Linked DNA regions of Homo sapiens: region 2 is linked to region 1. The links are chromatin contacts, found by Hi-C or POLR2A ChIA-PET in ENCODE. All regions are on one chromosome and are shown on one strand. The core of a region is the stretch at or near the end of the contact, and the rest is flanking DNA. Distances in the headings are between cores, read along the strand shown. Region 1 holds the start of LINC00850 (long intergenic non-protein coding RNA 850). Region 2 holds the start of EOLA2 (endothelium and lymphocyte associated ASCH domain 2).

Region 1 (4,060 bases), core at 594-3,093:
TTGTTCTGTTGCTGGCAAGGAGCTGCATTTCTTTGGAAGGGAAGAGGCACTCTGATTTTTAGAATTTTCAGCTTTTCTGCTCTGTTTTTTCCCCATCTTTGTGGTTTTATCTACCTTTGGTCTTTGACGTACAGATGGGGTTTTGGTGTGGATGTCCTTTCTGTTTGTTAGTTTTCCTTCTAACCGTCAGGACCTTCAGCTGCAGGTCTGTTGGAGTTTGCCTAGGTCCACTCCAGACCCCGTTTGCCTGGGTATCAATCACCCGAGGAGGCTGCAGAACAGCAGATATCGCAGAACGGCAAATGTTGCTGCCTTATTCTTCCTCTGGAAGCTTCGTCTCAGAGGGGCACTGGGCTGTATGAGGTGTCAGTCAGTCCCTACTGGGAGGTGTCTCCCAGTTAGACTACTCGGGGGTCAGGGACCCACTTGAGGAGGCAGTCTGTCCATTCTCAGATCTCAAACTCTGTGTTGGGAGAACCACTACTGTCTTCAAAGCTGTCAGACAGGGACGTTTAAGTCTGCAGAAGTTTCTGCTGCTTTTTGTTCAGCTATGGGCTGCCCCCAGAGGTGGAGTCTACAGAGGCAGGCAGGTCTCCTTGAGCTGCGGTGGGCTCCACCCAGTTCGAGCTTCCCAGCTGCTTTGTTTACCTACTCAAGCCTCAGCAATGGCAGACGTCCCTCCCCCAGCCTTGTTGCTGCCTTGCAGTTCAATCTCAGACTGCTGTGCTAGCAGTGAGCAAGGATCCGTGGGCGTGGGACCCTCCAAGCCAGGCGCAGGATATAATCTCCTTGTGTGCTGTTTGCTAAGACTGTTGGAAAAGTGCAGTATTAGGGTGGGAGTGTCCTAATTTTCCAGGTACTGTCTGTCATGGCTTCCCTTGGCTAGGAAAGGGAATTCTCCTACCCGTTGCACTTCCCGGGTGAGGTGATGCCCTGCCCTGCTTCAGCTCACAATCCGTGAACTGCACCCACTGTCTGACAAACCCCAGTGAGATGAACCTGGTACCTCAGTTGGAAATGCAGAAATCACCCATCTTCTGCATCACTCAAGCTGGGAGCTGCAGACTGGAGCTGTTCCTATTCGGCCATCTTGAAACTGCTCTATATTTACCTTTTAAAATTCTTGTTTCTTTTTTTCTCAGACGTTAGATATGAGTTCTAAATTTCTTTTCAAATAATTAATATGTCAGTATGTTCAATTCTTTGCTTTCTACTTTTAAACTTAACTTCCTCGTAAAGCAACCTTTTTCGATTACCTACTCCACCCTGACTCATTCAAATTACCTACTCCACCCTGACTCATTCCAATCACCTGTGCCACCTTAACTCATTCTGATCACCTGCTCCACCCTAACTCATTCAGATTACCTGCTACCTGCTCTGCCCTGACTCCCGCCAAAGCACTCAACCCAACATTCTCTTTAAATTAGCCAATCTGAATTTAGCCTGTGCAGGCTAACCCTAGCCAATAGGAGAATGACACAGCAGCAGGGGCCACATGCGTCAGGGATAAGAACCCCTTCCCCTCCCTTGTCCAAGTGTGCGCTCACCATTGCTCCATCTGTAAGGGCATACCCTTTTATAGAAGTAACTTGCCTTGCTGAGAATTAAAAATAAAATTTTATATTTGAGTGCTATTACTTTTGCTGCACTGAAACTTTATATATAACAATTTAGGGGCTGCCTGTGATTACATTCCCCTCTAGGGACGTTCTCTGGTTCTCTCTTGTGAGGAGGCACACCCCGCCCCCTTGTGGCAGCCTCAGGGGTGAGAAATCAAGACCCACCCAGTGTGAGGAATAACCTGGGCTCTCAGCAACGTGGGGGCAGGGGACTGGCCAGCAACCTAGCTTAAAGGATCCTCACATAGTGTGGCAACAACTCTGTGCACAGACCAAGGAAGGAGAAGCTGTGGGAGCTGGTAAAATATTTCCTTGGTGGTCAGGACCAAGGTAAGAAAGTTGCAGTGGGGCGGGGGCGGTGAAGTACTCCTTGGTCGGGGTGGCTTAGAAGTTAAAAAGTGGTGAGACATCCCCATTGTGGGGGATTGAACCTCACACAAATCTCCAGTAGTAGAAATGGCAAGAAACTTCCAGTGGGGAAATTGAGCCTCACCCCAAAATGCAAGAAATTTCCAGTGGGGACATTGAGCCTCACCCCAAAAAGGCAAGAAATTTCCAGTGGGGGAAATTTAGCCTCACCCCAAAAGGCAAGAAATTTCCAGTGGGGAAATTGAGCCTTACCCCAAAATGCAAGAAATTTCCAGTGGGGACATTGAGCCTCACCCCAAAAGGTGAGAAATTCCCAGTAAGGGAAATTGAACCTTGAACCTTACCCCAAAACCATCAAGATGAGAAATACCCCAAGCAAGACAGGGAGCAAGGAGGATAAAGATGGTAACAAAGATATCCCCCCGGATAGCCCCCTAGGTCTCATGCTAAAACACTGGAAGGATAATGAAGGGACTAAAAGAAAAAAGGAAAAAGCAACAAATGATACAATATTGCTGTTTTACTTGAACTCAGGGACCCATCCTCAAACCCTCAATCTTCTGGCTAAAGTTTAGGTCGAATGAGCATGTAATGTGTCAGCTTCTAATCCGATATGTTAATGATAAAAGTCCAGTGTCTCAAGAAGAACTAGGCTATGGAGACAAGGACCTGCCCTCCTTTTTCCCTTAAAAACAAATAGGGAAGAACCCAATCTGGCACCTCAAAATGAAAAGTCAGAGGAGCCAGCTCTCACGCCTAAACATTCCAGCGCATGAGATCCTCTAGACTATCTTCCCCCATTCAGTGTCCCCAATCTTTCCCCTCAGACAGCCACTGACACCTCAGATCCCATTCCAAATCCCCCTCTACTCATGTTATCCCTCCTCCTTATAACCCTGACTCTTGGGAATTACCATTCCATCAGTCTGTTCCCTCCCGACCTAAATACCCCTGTCTAAAAGGACTCCAGTATGAGGTAGAACGATGTAAAAAAGATATTCAGAATTTCCCATTTCCCTCTGTACCTAAGGGGTTAGCCCTGATCCTCTTACCTTTGAAAGAGGTACCACAAGGAGGGTGGGGGGAGGGGGGAAGGGGGCATTGGATTTGTAAATGCTACCCTACCGAGTTCAGAAGTCCACAGTTTTAAAAAAGGAGCTTAAATCACTACTAGATGACCCTTACAGAGTGGCAGACCAAATTGACCAATTCTTAGGACCTCAGTTGTACACCTGGGTCGAGTTAATGTCCATCTTGGGCATCCTCTTTTCAGAGGAAGAAAGAGTAGCTCCACTCCTGCCAGTCCCTCCCCTAGGGAAAGGGGAAGGAGAGGGGAGAACAGCAGCATAAGCAGCTGGCAGAGGCAGGGAAAGAACAGCAGAGAGGAAAGAGAGGGAGGGGGGAAAGAGAGAGAGAGAGGAAGAGACAAAGAGGGAATCAAAGAGAGAAAGAGAGAGAGACACACACAAAGAGGGAGTCAAAGAGAGAGAGAGAAAGAGGCAGAGAGAGAGGAAGAGACAAAGATGCAGTCAGAGAGAGAGGAAGAGACAGACAAAGAGGGAGTCAAAGAGAGAGAGAGAAAGAGGAAGAGACAGACAAAGAGGGAGTCAGAGAGAGAGAGAAAGAGGAAGAGACAGACAAAGAGGGAGTCAGAGAGAGAGAGAGGAAGAGAGAGAGACAAAGAGGGAGTCAGAGAGAGAGAGACAGAAAGTCAAAGAGAGACAGAGAAAAAGAGAGGCAGAGAGAGAGGAAGAGACAGACAAAGAGGGAGTCAAAGAGAGAGAGGCAGAGACGGAGTCAAAGGGAGAGAAAGAGAGAGACAGAAAGTCAAAGAAAGAAAGATAGAAGTAGTGAAGAAGAAACAGTGTACCCTATTCCTTTAAAAGCCAGGGTAAATTTAAAACCTATAATTGATAATTGAAGGTCTTCTCCATGACCCTATAACACTCCAATACCACCTTGTTGTCAGTGTAAACAAGGGCATAGCCCTAAAGCACTTAGGCCACTGACAACCCTTAGCCTTCCTATCTAAAATCCTTAACCTGCGGATGGCCCAAATGCATTTAATC
Region 2 (4,118 bases), core at 1,017-3,516, 110 kb after region 1:
CCACCCTGAAGCCACACAGGCCTTCCATCCCCTGAGGGAACATGCCAAGCTTGTTTCTACCTCAGAGCCTTTGTCAGTTGTGATGGGTTGCATTGTGTCCTCTTAAAATGCGTATGTTGAAGTCCTAAACCCCAGCACCTCAAAATGTGGCCTTATATATAAAAACAGAGTCATTACAGAGGCAATCAAGTGAGACTGAAGCCATCAGGGCGGACCCGCATCCAATGTGGCTGGCGTCCTTATGAAAAGGGGGATTTGAGAGACAGTCACGCACACAGGGAGAACACCATGAGAAGATAAACGCAGAGATAAGGGAGATGCTTCTACAAGCTAATGAGTGCCAAAGATTGCCGGCCAGCCGCCTGCAGCTAAGAGAAAGGGACAGACCAGATTGTCTTTCACAGCCCACAGAACAAACGAACCTGGCCACCACTTTGATTTCAGACTTCCATCCTCCAGAACTGCGAGACAATGATTGTCTGTTCTTTAAGCCAGCCCCTTTATGGTCCTTTGTTTCAGCCATCTTGGCAAACTGCTGTTCCCAACACATCTGCACAGGCTAGGGCACGAGTTTGCCATTTGACAGCACATCAAGCCCATTCTTTCCACCTGACAATCTTCATCTACCTTGTTTTTCACTGCCTGGGTGATATCCCATTGTTGGTCGTCTCATAATTTGCCTGACCATTCCTCCACTGATGGAGAGTTACAAGTTGCTTCCCACTTTTGCCACTAGAAATGACATTACTTCTAACACTCGCTGTGTGAAGACATGCTGAAGGAAATGCCTCGGCCGCCTGGCACGCCCATCTAAGATGCTGATATCTGCCAGCAAATGACTTTCCACAAAGACTCACCCGTGTACCCTCCACCAACCCATCCATGGTGCCATTTCCTCACACACTTGTGGCCCCTGAGCATGATTATTCTTCTGATGAGTGACCAAAGATAACCAGGTTCCTTGGTTCTGGATTACTTCTGACGGAGGCTGAATGTCCCCCACAGGGCCTGGCCACTTCCATCGGGATAAATGGCTACAGTGAATGTTTGCCTCTTTTCTGCCGCCCAGTTTCTTAGCCAACCCTTTTCTCGTCATCACCACAAAATCACAACAACTGTGTGTGTGTGGAATCCCTAGTAGGAACTGATGTAACTGAAAAGGCAAGAAGGGGGTTGAGTCCCCTCCTACCTGGTGCTGCAGAGAGTACCTGCTTTACGGCCAGAGGAGGAAACACTCTTCCACTTGGTTTCTTTACCTGCACAACAAGGAAGATAAAGAGGAAAGGTCATTAAATGCAAGTCAGCAAAGCTGGTTAATGGCCCTAGGAAGGTCTTCTACTCAGCAGGCATTGGAAACCAAGAGCTGGGAGGGCCGGTCCTAAGAGTAACACATGTGCACCTCACTCACGGTTTGGTTCTGCTAATCAGAGCGGTGGGACCCTCCACATCTGTCTGGGTCACAGGGTGCACCAGTCCGCAGAGCAGAAAATCATTTCAGCAAGTTGAGTCACATTCCTACAGCTGAGCACGCTCCATCCGAGGGGAGAAAAATCACACTTCCCCTCCCATTGTCATCGGACGAGGGTTTGGGGGGCCTAAATCCCATTGTCCACTGCTTAATTCTGGTTAGGTCATGCTGAGCACGGGGCCACAGGCCACAGAGCTATGCACCGCCCGGCCTGGGGTCCAGGCGAGCTTACAGCACAGGGGCCAAGCGGGAGGCAGGGAAGACCGGGCCGAGATGGGGCCGCTGTGTGTGGAGCAGCACTTGCAGACGCAGGTCGCGGGTACACGCGCTTAGAAGGAGGGGGGCCGAGACCATGGGGAGAGCAAGGGACACCAAAGGGCGCTTCGGGCGCGCCCCGCACGGGTTCTCTGCCCGAAACCCAGGGGAAAGAAACCCCAGCCCGCAAGTACCGTCTGCAAGAGGGCCGAGCACACGGGCTCCGGCATCAGGGGCCCTGGTACCTTTCAGCCGCGGCCGGTCTCACGGCCTCTGGACCCTGAGAGTCGTGGGCGTTCAGGGCCGACTCTGGCTTTTGGCCTCAGAGTACAGTCCTCCGCCTCCTCGCGACCCAGCGAGGCCACCGGAGCCAGCGAGGAGACGTGGGCCGCGGTGAGAAGAGAGAGCACCCGGCTCGTGTCAGGGCTGTAAGGTAGCTGCCGCTTACTCCCGGAAACCGGTGGCCAGTGACAGATGCTAGCGGTCCATAACTTCGGCTTTCATGCAGCTCCCGTCGTCCCTTTCATGAGGAACGTACGTGTGCGCGTAATCACGCACGTACGTACACCACGCACGTACGCAGGAGGCCCGTATTCAGCCACGCCTATACACCGCCAAATCGCTAGGAAGCCACGTATTCACGAAGCCACGCAGTGACGTCGCCACGCACGTACGCACGCACTTGCCACAAGGAGACGCTGTTCAGTTTACCGGATCCTGTCCCGCGCCAGCCAACCAGGACAAGGCCGGGGAGCTCGAGACAGGCAGCCTAGACCAAGAACCGGAAGGAGGAAAAGGAACCGGAGGGAGGAAGAGGAGGGGCGGGACGAGACCACCAGGCAGGATTTTTAAGCCCAGAGCTGCGAGACCAGCAGGAAGGAACTGGGAGAAACCAATGGGGAGGGGATGGGGGCGGGGCTGAGAGGAGGAGGGCGGAGCTGGGGGAGGGGAAGGGCGGGAGTGAGGAAACCGCTGGGGCGGGGTTGAGAGTGGGGCGGGGACTTGAGGGGATGGGGCGGGGACTTGGGATGGGGCGGGGACTCGAGGGGGTGGGGCGGGGCTGAGAGAAACCATTGGGGGCGGGGCTATGGGCGATCTGGGCGAGGAGAGGCTGCAGGAGGAGCTCGCGGACTCCTGAGAACCAGCGCGGGGAGGGAGGGGGCTGGTGAGAGGAGGAAGGTGGGGCTGAAAGAAACCAGTGGGGAGGGGTTGGGGGCGGGGCTTTGGAAGCTGGTGCTGGAGAAGCAGGGCAGGGCTGGGGGAGGAGTGGGGCGGGGCGGGGTTCGGGGGGGGCTGGGGCTCGGGGAGGGGTGGGGCGGGGCTGAGGGAACCGCCGGGGAGGGGCTCGGGGGCGGGGCTTTGAAAACAGCCTTTGGAGAAGCGGGGCTGGGGGGGCGGGGCAGGGCCGAGGGGAACCTCTGGGGTGGGGCTGGGGGGTGGGGTTTGCACGCAGCCACAGGAGAAACAGGGCGGGGCTCAGAAAAGGGTTGGATCGGGCTGAGAGAGACCGCTGAGGGGGGTGCTGGGGGCGGGGCTTTGGAAGCACCCGCGGGAGAAACAGGGAGGAGATGGGGAGAGGCGGGGCTCGGCGCGGGGCGGGGCTTCGGAGGCAGCCGCGGGAGAAGCAGGGGGGGGTTCGGGGCAGGGCGGGTCTGAGCGAAGCCATTGGGGAGCGGCTGGGGGCGGGGCCTTTTAACCAGCCGCAGGAGGAGCCGGGTGGGGCTGGGGCGGGGCGGAGCTGAGAGAAACCGCTGAGGATGGGCTGGGGGCGGGGCCTTGGAAGCAGGCGTTGGAGGGGCGGGGTAGGGCCGGGCCGAGAGAAACCACTGGGGAGGGTCTGGGGTCGGGGCTTTGCCATCAGTGGTGTGAGGAGCAGGCCGGGGCAGTGGGCAATTGAGCGAGGAACAGCTGCGGGAGGACTCCGCGGACTCCTGAGAACCAGCTTAGGGGAGCGGCGGCTTGGGGAGGTGTAGGGTGGAATCACGAGAAAGCTCTGTGGGAGGGCCTGGTGCACAGCTCAGCTGCAGGGTGGAGCTGAGGGAAAGCCGGGCGTTCCTGGAGGAGGAGCAGGGCGAGGCTGTGGCAAAGCGCTGTGGGAGCAGATGGGGCGGGGCTGCGGGAAAGAGCTGGAGAAGGAGGAGCCAAGCTGCACCAAGGCTGGCGGGTGAGAATTGCGGGGGAGGAGCTAGTGCAGAGCTGGAGGAAAGAGCTGAAAGGTTGTTGGGGTGGGCAGAGGGGTAGGAGAAGCGAGACGGGGCTAGAGGAGGCGGAGCTGGGAGCGGTGATGAAGGGGTAGCAGGGCGGGGCAGTGGGAAAGAGCTGTGGGAGGAGGAGCTGGGGGTAAGAAGCTGGGGCTGTGGCTGCAGCGGGGACTGGGTCAGAGCTTCTGGAGGAG

What was found. A loop is a pair of places that touch in the nucleus more often than their neighbours do. ChIA-PET counts read pairs that join two places held with the same protein, here RNA polymerase II (POLR2A). Pooled maps may share reads with other maps.
Region 2: a pooled map shows a loop between it and region 1 (5-fold over the local background). The contact joins the promoter of EOLA2 here to the promoter of LINC00850 in region 1. A Hi-C loop is called at or near these places in 8 of 50 pooled maps. POLR2A ChIA-PET finds 5 or more read pairs at or near these places in 4 of 52 experiments (AG04449, GM10248, MCF 10A and 1 more).

Annotation. Positions count from the first base shown.
Region 1 is chrX:149,823,865-149,827,924 of GRCh38, forward strand. It overlaps LINC00850 (long intergenic non-protein coding RNA 850), which reads left to right and starts at 1,844. Exons shown (of 3, transcript NR_109813.1): 1 at 1,844-1,952.
Region 2 is chrX:149,936,225-149,940,342 of GRCh38, forward strand. EOLA2 (endothelium and lymphocyte associated ASCH domain 2) reads right to left here and starts at 2,267. Exons shown (of 5, transcript NM_001013845.2): 1 at 1,969-2,267; 2 at 1,209-1,256. EOLA2-DT (EOLA2 divergent transcript) reads left to right here and starts at 2,324. Exons shown (of 12, transcript NR_027456.1): 1 at 2,324-2,562. RefSeq lists silencers at 2,713-2,982, 3,093-3,172, 3,453-3,512.